Linked DNA regions of Homo sapiens: region 1 is linked to region 2. Evidence: chromatin contacts called from ENCODE Hi-C or POLR2A ChIA-PET data. All regions are on one chromosome and are shown on one strand. Each heading gives the region's core, a stretch centred on a gene start or an enhancer-like site at or near the end of the contact. The rest is flanking DNA. Distances are from core to core; before and after follow the strand shown. Region 1 has its middle 17 kb from the start of LINC02313. Region 2 has its middle 67 kb from the start of LINC02313.

What was found. Hi-C counts contacts between places; a loop is a spot of excess contacts on that map. ChIA-PET counts read pairs that join two places held with the same protein, here RNA polymerase II (POLR2A). Pooled maps may share reads with other maps.
Region 1: a loop to region 2 is called in a map of endothelial cell of umbilical vein, with 5 times the contacts of the local background. The contact joins two enhancer-like sites. A Hi-C loop is called at or near these places in 6 of 168 maps with a recorded cell type or tissue (PC-3, endothelial cell of umbilical vein, heart left ventricle and 2 more) and 5 of 50 pooled maps. POLR2A ChIA-PET finds 5 or more read pairs at or near these places in 2 of 52 experiments (AG04449 and HEK293).

Annotation. Positions count from the first base shown.
Region 1 is chr14:31,924,914-31,930,906 of GRCh38, forward strand. No RefSeq gene overlaps it. Among named protein-coding and RNA genes, the nearest start is that of LINC02313, 17 kb to the right of the region's middle. Within about 2 kb of position 2,795, at least 11 of the 41 ENCODE cell types and tissues checked have a DNase peak (open chromatin) inside an H3K27ac peak, as active enhancers do; they include endothelial cell of umbilical vein, where a contact is called at or near this core.
Region 2 is chr14:31,875,062-31,880,404 of GRCh38, forward strand. No RefSeq gene overlaps it. Among named protein-coding and RNA genes, the nearest start is that of LINC02313, 67 kb to the right of the region's middle. Within about 2 kb of position 2,375, at least 2 of the 41 ENCODE cell types and tissues checked have a DNase peak (open chromatin) inside an H3K27ac peak, as active enhancers do; they include endothelial cell of umbilical vein, where a contact is called at or near this core.

The DNA of each region.
Region 1 (5,993 bases), core at 1,545-4,044, 50 kb after region 2:
TTGTCATGGAGAGCCTGGTGCTAGGAGTTTGGACTTTATCCATTATGGAATGGGGAGGTCATTGTAAGGTCTTAAACCAGGCAGGGACATGGTCAGTTGGACATGAACCATCAGCCTTATGTGCAGGAGATTAACTAAATATTCCTATTCCAAACATTTGTGTTGGACCTTAGCATACACTAAATAGCTTTCCAATGTGCTTTAATTTAAATAACAGTGAAATTAATTATATGTCAGTCAACAGACAGAAACCACATCAATTATTTTAACAGAGAGAATTTAATATAAAGAATTGTTAACTAGGTGTGGAGGAACTGAAAAGACAAAGAGTACATTACAGTATTCATGGTGGTAGTAACTGAAGGACAGCCCTAGAACTAGAGGGACATGGGAAGAGGTCAGAATTATTAAAACTTAAAAAGCTTTGGGGGATGGGGAGGATGGTGGTGGGGGTTGTACACTATGAAGTTTGTGAATATTAGAGAAACTGCAAACTAGAATCAACTGTTGCTACCAAATGAACTGCCTCTGCCAGGGTAAAGAAGTAGACTGCAGAGGCAGTGACAAGTAGGAAGCAACCAGAAAGCAAACAGAAAAAGGCAGGTTCCTTCTTCCTTTTCCAGCCTTACTGTCTCTGTCTAGCACTCCTTGACAGAGCCTACTCTGGAGCCAGCAGGCAAGAGAGTCCCAGCCCAGAGCCACAAGTCAGAGCATAGAAGTTTAGAGCTGAGAGATTATAGTTTCGTAACTAGCACGATTGCCATTCCCAGAGTGGATATCAGTGGATTACAAAAAACAGGACAGGCATCCTAGGAACTAAAGATTTCCTAAAACATTAACAGGTGTTCAATCACATTTTAGACTTATATTCATCATTATCTATGGATGCTACAACTGTCTTTGTGACCTCTGATTCTCATTTTCTTTAATGCGTGAAGACTTACTGCATAGGACTTATTCACATCTCACCACGCAAGACTGTTGGCTTGTAGACGATGGAATTTTAGGTGTAAGAAATGAATGGGCCTAGCACGTCAAAAAGTGAGCAGTGTCATCTTGGGCCTACAACATTGCACCTCTCTTCTCAGTCATCTTGGATTATCTGAGGCATATATGTCATTGATAGAAAAATCTTTACCTCCTTTAGTTCTTCTACTCCATTAATGTCCCTGCAAGTACTCTGCTTAAAGCCTAGCTTTTTGTAGGCCTTTGTACTTGTTTGTAGAATTAAACCCAGGTGTCTTGGAGTCATGTGGATTAAACATTTGGTTATGTGCTGCTTGTGTTTTTCTCCAGATGATTTCTATACCTAAGTCTTGTCATACCCACTAGGTGGCAGTCTTCTTGACCGCAGGTCTGTGTGGTGGGAAAGCACAGATTTAGAATCAACAGCACAAAGTTCAAATCCCAGTTCTGACACTTACTAAATTAGTGTTACTTAACTAAAGTTAGCAAGTGACATAATCTAAGTCTTAGTCCCTCATCTGCAAAATGGTGGACAGTATCTGTTTTCATTAGGTTGTGCTGGTGAAGTGAAATGATATCATAACATAGAACCTGGTACTTAATAGGTGTTAAATGACAAGCTTACCTTTTCCTTTCTTTATTTTCTATCTCTGTAACATATCTTTTCATACCAGGAATGTGTAATATTGGCAACCTGACTTACCAAATAGAGTAGCTGTGGAATCCTTTTAGGAGAGAAACTGAAATATCTTTATACAATGTCCCTTCTCCCCAGGCACCTAGAACATTGGGTACACCAATAACACTTTAAAATATATATATAATGATTGGAACTATTTCTAAAGAGGAAGGTCATCTTCAGTGTATGTAGACATGAGCTGCCGGATATTCTGTCAGAACAATAGCTATTCATTGTGTTAGTTTCAAAGCTGGCTCCGACAAGCTAGTATTTCAGTGTTATTCCCACACAAACAAATCTTGAGCAAAATTTCCATGACCCAATAGATTGGTGTAAACAACTCGCTGCAAGAACTTTTTACATGTAAACCCATGTCATTCATTCAAATGTTCAGTGCTTTCAGGGAGTTTTGTAAGTGCAGCCTAAGAATTAATGATTTTTAAAAAAGCAAAAACAAAAAACAAATGCTCATCAACCCCTACCCTCAGGATTGTGTTTTGTTGCAGAGTATATGCGGTAAATAGCTCAGTTCCTCCCACCATAGCTGTAGATGGGAGACACAGCCATCAGATAACATAGTCTGATGGGAAAGTCCTTTAAAGGCACTGAAACATTAACAGGCTGGCCGAGGCGTGCAGGCTGCCAGAGGTCCTGACTCCTGGGCCAAAGAATAATGACAGGCTTTCTATTTTTAAATAATAGTTAGCATTTGATAGCACTTAATATTTGCAGTGACCTTTACAGCTATTGTTATTAGTTATTCCTCCCAGCAGCTCTTTGAAAAAAATGACACAACTGTTTTTACTCAACTCCCCCAACTCCTTCTCCTTCCACTGCACTCACAGGATCAGTGGGGTTCTCAGCACATAGTGATGACATTTGCTTAGATGTAAGCTCCATTTCCTCATGAGCAGTGATCTCAGTGATAAAGAATCTTTTCAAGTCAAAACAATATTAAATACGGTGTGTTTTCATATATCCCGTGTGAGTCAGATCATGTCACTTCTCTGCTGAAAACCCTGCAATGCTTCCCCATCTCACTCAGTGTAAAGCCACGGTCTTTACAGTGGCCTGGAAGACTTGTATAATCAACCCCTCCTTCACTGCTTGCACCGACCTCACACTCCTCACCCCCTCCCCATCTCTGCCCTAGTCACATGGGCCTCCCTGTAGCAACTCCAGCCGCACAGGCTCTTGTCTTAGGCCTTTGCCCTGGATATTTCTTCTGCCTGAAATGTTCTTCCTTCACACGTGGCTGCCTCTGACACCTTCAGCTTTTGCTTAGATGTCACCTTTTCAATGAGGTCTCCCCTGCCAACCTAATTTAAAACTGCAGCTGTGATCAAGTACTTATTGCCTCCTAATGTACTATATTATTTACTGAGTTACTGGGTTTACTGTTTATTTTCTCTCCTCCACAAGACTGTAAAATCCACAAAAGCAGAGATCTTTGTCCATTTAGTTCACTGCTATATACCAAGCACCTAGAACAATACATATAGAAGGCATGTAATAAATATTTGTTGGATGAACAAATGCTGTTTCTCTAAAGATTGTTGTAATAGGTTTGACCTGTAGACTTAGAATGCATCTCAGTATGTGGTTTATCTTTATATTCCTTAGCAGTAGTTCCTAAGCTTGTTTTCCAACCATAGCAAACAGTTCATTTTGATAGTAATTCTGTAGAGCTAAATGAAGCACACAAATTCTAAAGGTTGGAAGGAAGTGCTGCAGCAAAGAAATGGATTTTGTAGGTGTTATAGTCCAACCACCCATCTATTCTAATCCCATCAACTGCATCCCCATGGGGCATTGTATCTCTCCATCTTTACAGAAAGGGAGAAGAGGACAGAGGTAAAAGAATAGGTTCTGTGATCAGGAGGCCCTGTCATGTAATTCTTGTTCCACCCATGTCTACTGTGTGACCTTGAACAAGATACTTTAGCCTCTTTCTGCCTCAGTTTCCTCATCTGTAAAATGGTGATAGAAACAACTGCTACCTCATAGCCGGTTTTTTCCCCTAACATTTTTTTTTTAACTGTGGTAAAATACGTATAAAATGTACCATCTTACTCAATTTTAAGTGAACAGTCTAGTAATATTAAATATATTCATAATGTTCTGCAATCATTACCACCATCCATCTCCGTAACTCTTTTCATCTTGTAACATGGAAACTCTATACCTCTTAAACAATAACTCCCATTTCTACCTCCTCCCAGCCACTGGGAATCACCATTCTACTTTCTGTCTTTATGATTTTTTATACTCTAAATGCCTTATATACATGGAAAATATAGTCTTTTTGTGACTGGCTCATTTCACTTAGCATAATGTCTTCCAAGTTTATCTATTTTGTAGCATATGTCAGAATTTCCCTCCTCTTTGAGGTTGAATAGTATTCCTTTGTATGTGGTGTGTGTGTGTGTGTGTGTATATATATATATATATATATATATGCCATATTTTGTTTATCCATTTATTCATCCATGTACTATTGTGTTGCTTTCACATTCATAGGGTTTTGTGATGATGAATGAGCTAAGGGAGGTAGAATTTGGCATATAGTAAGCACCAAATAAATACTAGCTGCTATTATTATTATTAATCCTGATTTTTAGAAAGTCCTTAACATTAAGCTTATTTCAGTTTTATTAAGTTATATACAACTGATATAACCCATGATATAACCCACTTTAATGACCTGGGGAGTACAAATAATAGATATATCTTTTATTCCCCTATTAGTTGCCAGAACATCTTCCTGATAATACTAATAGGAAGCCCAGTATCTCTCTCTTAAGGCCCTATCGCCTCTCACCTCTTCTAAACATCCAAGATTGCCAAGAACACTCTGGTCTTCATTCATTCCAAAAGGGCTAAGTCCCAGTTCTAAAAGCAAGCGGAGAAAAAACTGAGCAGTCCAAGTGGTCTGCCAATATTGCTGCTTCTTCCTGTGGGGTAATATTGAAAACTGGCTCTACACAGGCCAGCAGCCACTTCCCCACTGCTGCAGGGATTCTCTCACTGACTTAGGTCTTCTTCATGGACCTAGGACTTGGACTTCAAGATTACAGCTCTTTTAGTTCATAGTGCTCAGTCATTGTTCTCAAATCACACCCACAACCAGAAGAGTTTCTAGTCTCAGCCATGGGATACATGGGACCAGCCTTCTCACACCTCTGTACCCTTAATCCTGCTGGTAACACTGGATCATCAGTCTAGACTGTCCCTTTTCTCATGGTGAGTTTCCCCTTTGGAATTTTTGATGTCCTTTTCTCCTCCAGGCTTCTTGTGGGGTCTATCCTAACCCATCAGGAAGGTTCTAATAATGTCTCCTGCTAGGAGGCTCCTTGACCTCCCTGCAATTGTTCAGCCTTTCATCAGAGACCAGCTCTGCATAACAGGGGTATTGGAGGGGCAGGCTTTGTCAGGCCACATATAACTTCTACTAGACTGTCCTCTCCAGGGCAACAGAGTGTTAAATATCTCACAGCATCATGAGTAAGAGTGGCCCCTTAATGACTCTTTGCCAAATGGGGAAGATCGGTGTCCACTTAGACAGAAAAGTAACTGTCATTACCCAGCTATTTAATTTCAGGTTGCTTCCTACCAGATACCCTGTTACACTTCTGTTCACTGGGTCTGGTTCTACTTTTTTTTCAGACATGGGGTCTTGCTGTGTTGCCCAGGCTAGAGTACAGTGGTGAGAGCATAGCTCACTGCAGCCTCTAATTCCTGGGCTCAGGTGATCCTCCTGCCTCTGCCTTCCAAGTAGCTAGGGCTTGGAAGGTGCAGGCCACAATGTTGGAAGGTGCATGCCATGATGTCTGGCTAATTTAATTTTTTTTCTTTTTAAGAGAAGAGGTCTCTCTGTGTTGCCCAGGCTGGTCTCAAACTCCTGGCCTCAAGTGATTCTCTCACCTTGACCTCCCAAATTGTTGGGATTACAGGCATGAACCAACTCACCCAGCCTGGTTCTACTTCCTGATGTCAGTAGGAACCTCTTCCCTATGACAAAACTTCACCAAATGAATCCCCAGAGGCCTCAGCTTATTTTGTTCTCCACTGGCTCCCCAGCTTACTCACTGGGTAATCTTAGTCACATTTTTAACAATCACAGTTAATGTTTATTGACCTTACTATTTGCCCAGTACTGTGCTAAGTGCTGTAATATATTAACAAATTTAGTCTTTAAACAACCCCATCTACAAAAAGGTCACCTTTTTGTAGATGAGGTAACTGAGACTTAGGAATAAGGCTTAGTAGTAAGGCTAAGGTCACATATCTGTTAGAATTTGAGCACAGCCTCTTGGGCTCCAGAGCCCACAGCGATGCAATACTGTAT
Region 2 (5,343 bases), core at 1,125-3,624:
AGGTGGGGACTTTTGAGAGGTGTTTAGGTCAAAATAATGGAGCCCTCATGATTGGTATCAGTGCCCTTATGAAAGGAACCCCAGAGAGCTAGCTAATCCCTCGTTTCTACCATGCGAAGTTATAGTGGAAGACAGCCATCTGTGAAGTGGCCCTCACCAGACACTGTAATCTTGGACTTCCCAGCCTCCAGAACTTTGAGAAATAAATTTCTGTTATTTACAAACTACCCAGTCTGTGGTATCTGTTCGGGTAGCAGCCGAACAGACTAAGACATCAGGTGACAGGAGAATGGATAAATTCATTGTAATATAGTCACACAGAATATTATACAGCCAGTGATAATGAACGACAGCTCTTTTTAAAAATTGATGAATCTTAGAAATATGATACGTGAAAATTGCATGTTTCAGAAGACCATTTTATAAAGCTCAAAAATAAGAAAAACCACCTAATATATGGGTTAGCCATGTATATGTGATTAAAAAAATTTTTAAACCTATGGGAATGACAAATATTAAAATCAGATAACAGTTACTTCTAGGGCATGAGACAGGGGCGTGGGCTGGAAAGGAACACAAGGGTAGATATGGTGTTGGTAAACTAGACTTTTTTTAAGTTGGGAGGGTGGGTGGGAGTCGTGGGTATTGTTTGTTTTTTAACTCACTTGTATGTATTCTTTCGTATGTATGAAATATAACAAAAATATCATTTGGAGAAATATGTACACCCTCCTCATTCAACCACCCATTTCTCTTCTGCAGAGGCTTGTTATTTATTAATTATGGAGCATCCATACAGTGGAGTATAATGCAGCTATTAAAAAACAATAAACAGCTTCCAACATTCTGAAATGGAACGATCACTGGGTTACATATTGTTAAGAGAAAAAAATGTGTGTGGAATGCTACCATTTACATTAAAACGTGCACATACACATATATTTGTGTGTGCATACACCAGCTGTCTCTGTAAGGTTACCAAGAAACCGGCAGTCATAAGTTCTTGACTCTGAGTATGAATTATAGAAACCATATGTAGGAAATGAGGTGGTACCTGCAAGGTGGTGGGGTTGGGCTGGGCCAAAGGAGTGTCGTTCAGTAACAAAACCAGGAAGAACCGCTAGTAAATCATCACAGGATTCAGCTCTGAGGGAACAAGGATCTGAGAAAGGGTGATGGCTGTGGGGCTGCAAGGTAGAGCATACGGATGTTATATATATATTTTAATGCCTTAAATGGTTAAACAGTTCAGTCTGCACAATTACATAATATAAAGCCACATATCTAATCTATTAAATGCAATGTATTTTTTTTATTAATGATCTGTTCAAGGTGTAGTCATAATGTCTTCAAAAGGGCTTGTGGAATCTCCGTTTGTATCAAAACCAGGAGAAATCTCTTCAAAATCTGAAATTCGTCCAGATTTACTCCACATAAACTACTTTTTGACCTTTCATCTTGAGAAAAGCATAATTTCTGTCTTTGGTGGGAATATAAAAGTGTTTGCCTCCTAATGTTTCCTAACTAGCAATGCCAAAAAATACCCTTCTAACTGGATGTTTTAAGTAAAAGTACTTTTAAGGCAGAAAGTAGATATTATAAGATTTATTCTCTTGTCATCTATAATTAAGTTTAATGAAAATACTATATTTTAGTTCATTCAGGCTGCTATAACAAAATACTATAGACTGGGTAATTTATAAACGACAGAAATTTCCTTCTCACAGTTCTGGAGGCTGAGAAGTCCAAGATCGGGATGCCAGCAGATTTAGTGTCTCATGAGGGCTTATTTTCTCTGCTTCAAGATGGTGTCTTCTTGCTGCATTCCCACATGGCAGAAGGCGAAGGGGGTGACCGAGCTTCCTCAGGCCTCTTTTATAAAGGCACTAATCTCATTTATGAGGGTGGAGCTCTCATGAACTAATCGTCTCCCTAAGGCCCCTCCTCTTAATACCACATTGGAGTGTTAATCTTGGGAGGACACATTCAGACTGTAGCATGCTATAAACTTTTTCTTCGTCCCAATTACATTATGCTGTGCATTTTTACATACGTATAGTATTGGATTGGGGACTTTTCTTAAGCTGTGCCGTCGATATTGCCATGCCCATGTGGTTGCTAATTTTCAGCAGAAACTGCTGGCACCCTAACATGAGTCCTGTCCAACTTTTCTTCTTTCCCACCCCTCATCCCTCCTTTCTTCAGCACTTTTTGCTGTCACTCTTCTTGCAGTTGTTCTTTTTGCCAAAATAAGAGCAGGAGCTAGTTGTACGGAGACATATTGACTGTAGTGTGTGTGGCTTTCTGCTGTCCTGTTTCCACGAGCTTAGGAGGGAGTCGTCACTCTCACCGGTACAAATCGATTACTTCTTGTTGGAGTACTGAGCCTTTGAACATCTGTTTTTCTTTACGTCATTTATGGGACTCAGAGATCCACTTGAAGTTTTTTTCTGTCTTCCCACGGGGATTTTCTAAAACTTGTGTTATTTCCTGTGGCCCAGAGATTGTTTCATTTTCCTGCAAGAGAGGGGAAAAGGATCTAAATGCTTCCTGTGATTGCATAAAGTTTATTTTAGGAACTAAAATCTGCATTATTTTTTTTCCTATTGTACACTGTTTTGCTTGCTGAAGAATTTCTGGGGAATATTGGGCGATGTTTACTTCTTGCACCAAGGCAGTGTTTCCCTTACTGACTAGAAAGGTTTACAGTCAATATTCTGTGGCCCTCGAGTTGGAAGTCCAGGTTTGATGTGTTCTGTGGAGGAGGGACAAAACATTTCTCTGAATTTCTCTCCTTTGTCAAGTTGCTAGCGTTCAAGATTGTTGCCTGAAACAGCATTATTTAGTCTCCCTCTACACTGACCAGTTTTTATAAATACTGTGCATAAAGTCACCAATAAACAAAAGTATGAAAACCATTTATTAGCTTATGTGTCTTTTTATGGTGAGGAAAGCTTTTACCGTCTTGAATTAGCAAGTATAGTAATTGTTTTCTGTTGAATCTGAAAGATTTCTTGTCTTTTGTGGTGAGGAATTTTCATAGAAACAATCTTTTTATATCTATCTGAGGCTTCTGATTAATAACGGTTTACAGTGAATTATCAAAATGAAGATTCATAATAACCATTTATTATTAGAAAAGGGTTGGACACAGGAACTCTTTAGTCAAATTTCTTTTTATAAAATGAGTATTGAAAGGATGGGAAAATATGCCATGTAAACATTTAGGCTGGAACCTGTATAATCCACTTTTGTTTCTGAATGATGGATTTATTGCCATGCTTTTTAGAATGCTTTAGTGTCTTCAGCTTTTAGAAACAAGTGTGTATGTGACTTGCTTGTGCATTTTCTTTCTTCTATTTTTTGAGACAAGGTCTCACTGCAACCTCTGCCTCCCAGGCTCAAGCTATTCTCCCACCTCAGCCTCCCTAGTAGCTGGAACTATAGGCGTGTACTACCATACCTGACTATTTTTTGTATTTTTTGTAGAGACTGGGTTTCACCATGTTGCCCAGGCTGGTCTCGAACTCGTGAGTTCAAGCGATGGGCCCCCCCATGGCCTCCCAAAGTGCTGGGATTATAGATGTGAGCCACTGCCCCTCGCCGCTTGTGCATTTTCTAATAGCATCTTTTCCAAATGCAGAATAGATGCTGCCACTTCAGTTTTGGTTTCACTGAACAACTCTGTTAATAAAGATCCTTATTGCAAACCAATTTTCCTTAACAGTTCATAGCCACTCTAGCATGCTGTTATTTAAGCAGTAAATGAAGGAGTTATCAGTCCCCATGTAAATAAGATTAGTCACCATCTCCAAAATTGGTTTGAGAAAGGGGAGGGGATTGATTTCCTGATGATATGCGAGAACAAATTATGGGAATAATTTCCTCTTTGTGTAGTTAATTTATTTGTGCTTGAAAATACTTTACCAACATGACTTCTTTCCCCATATTTTTTCATAAGTCGAAAGGCCTCATTTTTTCCAGGTGGAACAAACAGGTTTGGAAACTTCAATAAATTTGCCTAGGTAAGACCATCAAAGGAAAACATATTCAGGAAGTCAGGACAAGCCTTTATTAGCTGGAAGAGCCCACAGTATTAAGTGGATATCAATTGATGTGGGGAAGACTCTATACTCATTGCCCTACATTATCCATCAAAATTTATTTGCTTTACTTTCTGGAGTACTAGATATGAATTTGAAAGGACATTTTAATTCAAACAAGTATTCCAGATAAATTAGAATGAATTTGAGTGGCATTCTTGTTGAATTAAACATTAATCAAGAATATAATTTTGACTTATTTTATTTATTTACCATTTCCCTCATTTGGAAGATTTGTTTTATTTTATAGCTTTAAAGAAATACTTAGGCCGGCCGGGCACAGTGGCTCACGCCTGTAATCCCAACACTTTGGGAGGCCGAGGCAGGAGGATCATGAGGTCAGGAGATGGAGACCATCCTGGCTAACACGGTGAAACTCCGTCTCTGCTAAAAATACAAAAAATTGGCCGGGTGTGGTAGCACGCACCTGTAGTCCCAGCTATTCCAGAGGCTGAGGCAGGAGAATCGCTTGAACCCAGGAGGCGGAGCTTGCAGTGAGCTGAGATCGCACCACTGCACTCCAGCCTGAGCGACAGAGCGAGAATCTGCCTTAAAAAAAAAAAAAAGAAATATTTTCTTTCTTCAACTTCATTGCTCATGTATATCTGGCTTTTATAATAGTGGTTGGGGGAAGTTCACAAGAGAGGTTGGCATCTGGAAGAAATGAGGAATTTGCTTCTTCATTTCCCCACCATGGATGGAGGGTAGTGGAGAGGAAGTGTGGAGTGCTTGAAGTGATTAAATTTGCTGGGCCATCTGGTCATCAGGAAAAGGCTGTGTTTTCAATTTCACGGTGAATGAGAAGTTTATTAAGGAAGGAAGAAGGAAGCCGAATTTAGTTTAAGGAAGAAAACAATTAGTTTAAGGAAGAAAATAATCATACTTTTCATAATCATAAAAGAAATCATATTTCTGCCATGAAGAACTTCAGCTTGCTTAATTGTAAAAAGAAGGGTCACCTGTTGAAGACTATCCACAGGTGGAACTGTGTAATGATGCTCTCTGTATCACTAGGGAGAACTTGGTGACAGTGGTTTGGGAAGATGAACAAACACGTGAGGGTAGCCTCTTGCTGTGGAGTTGCTCCAGTCCCCTAACGTCTGTCCCCATCCCCATACAATTATTATGGAGGGAAGAAAATGAGTCCAAGGGGTAAATTTTTCTCAGCCAAGGAAAAAATTTATTTATGTAATGCCTCATTCCTTGAATTTTGTTGCCAAAGTCTCTGATCTAGTTATCA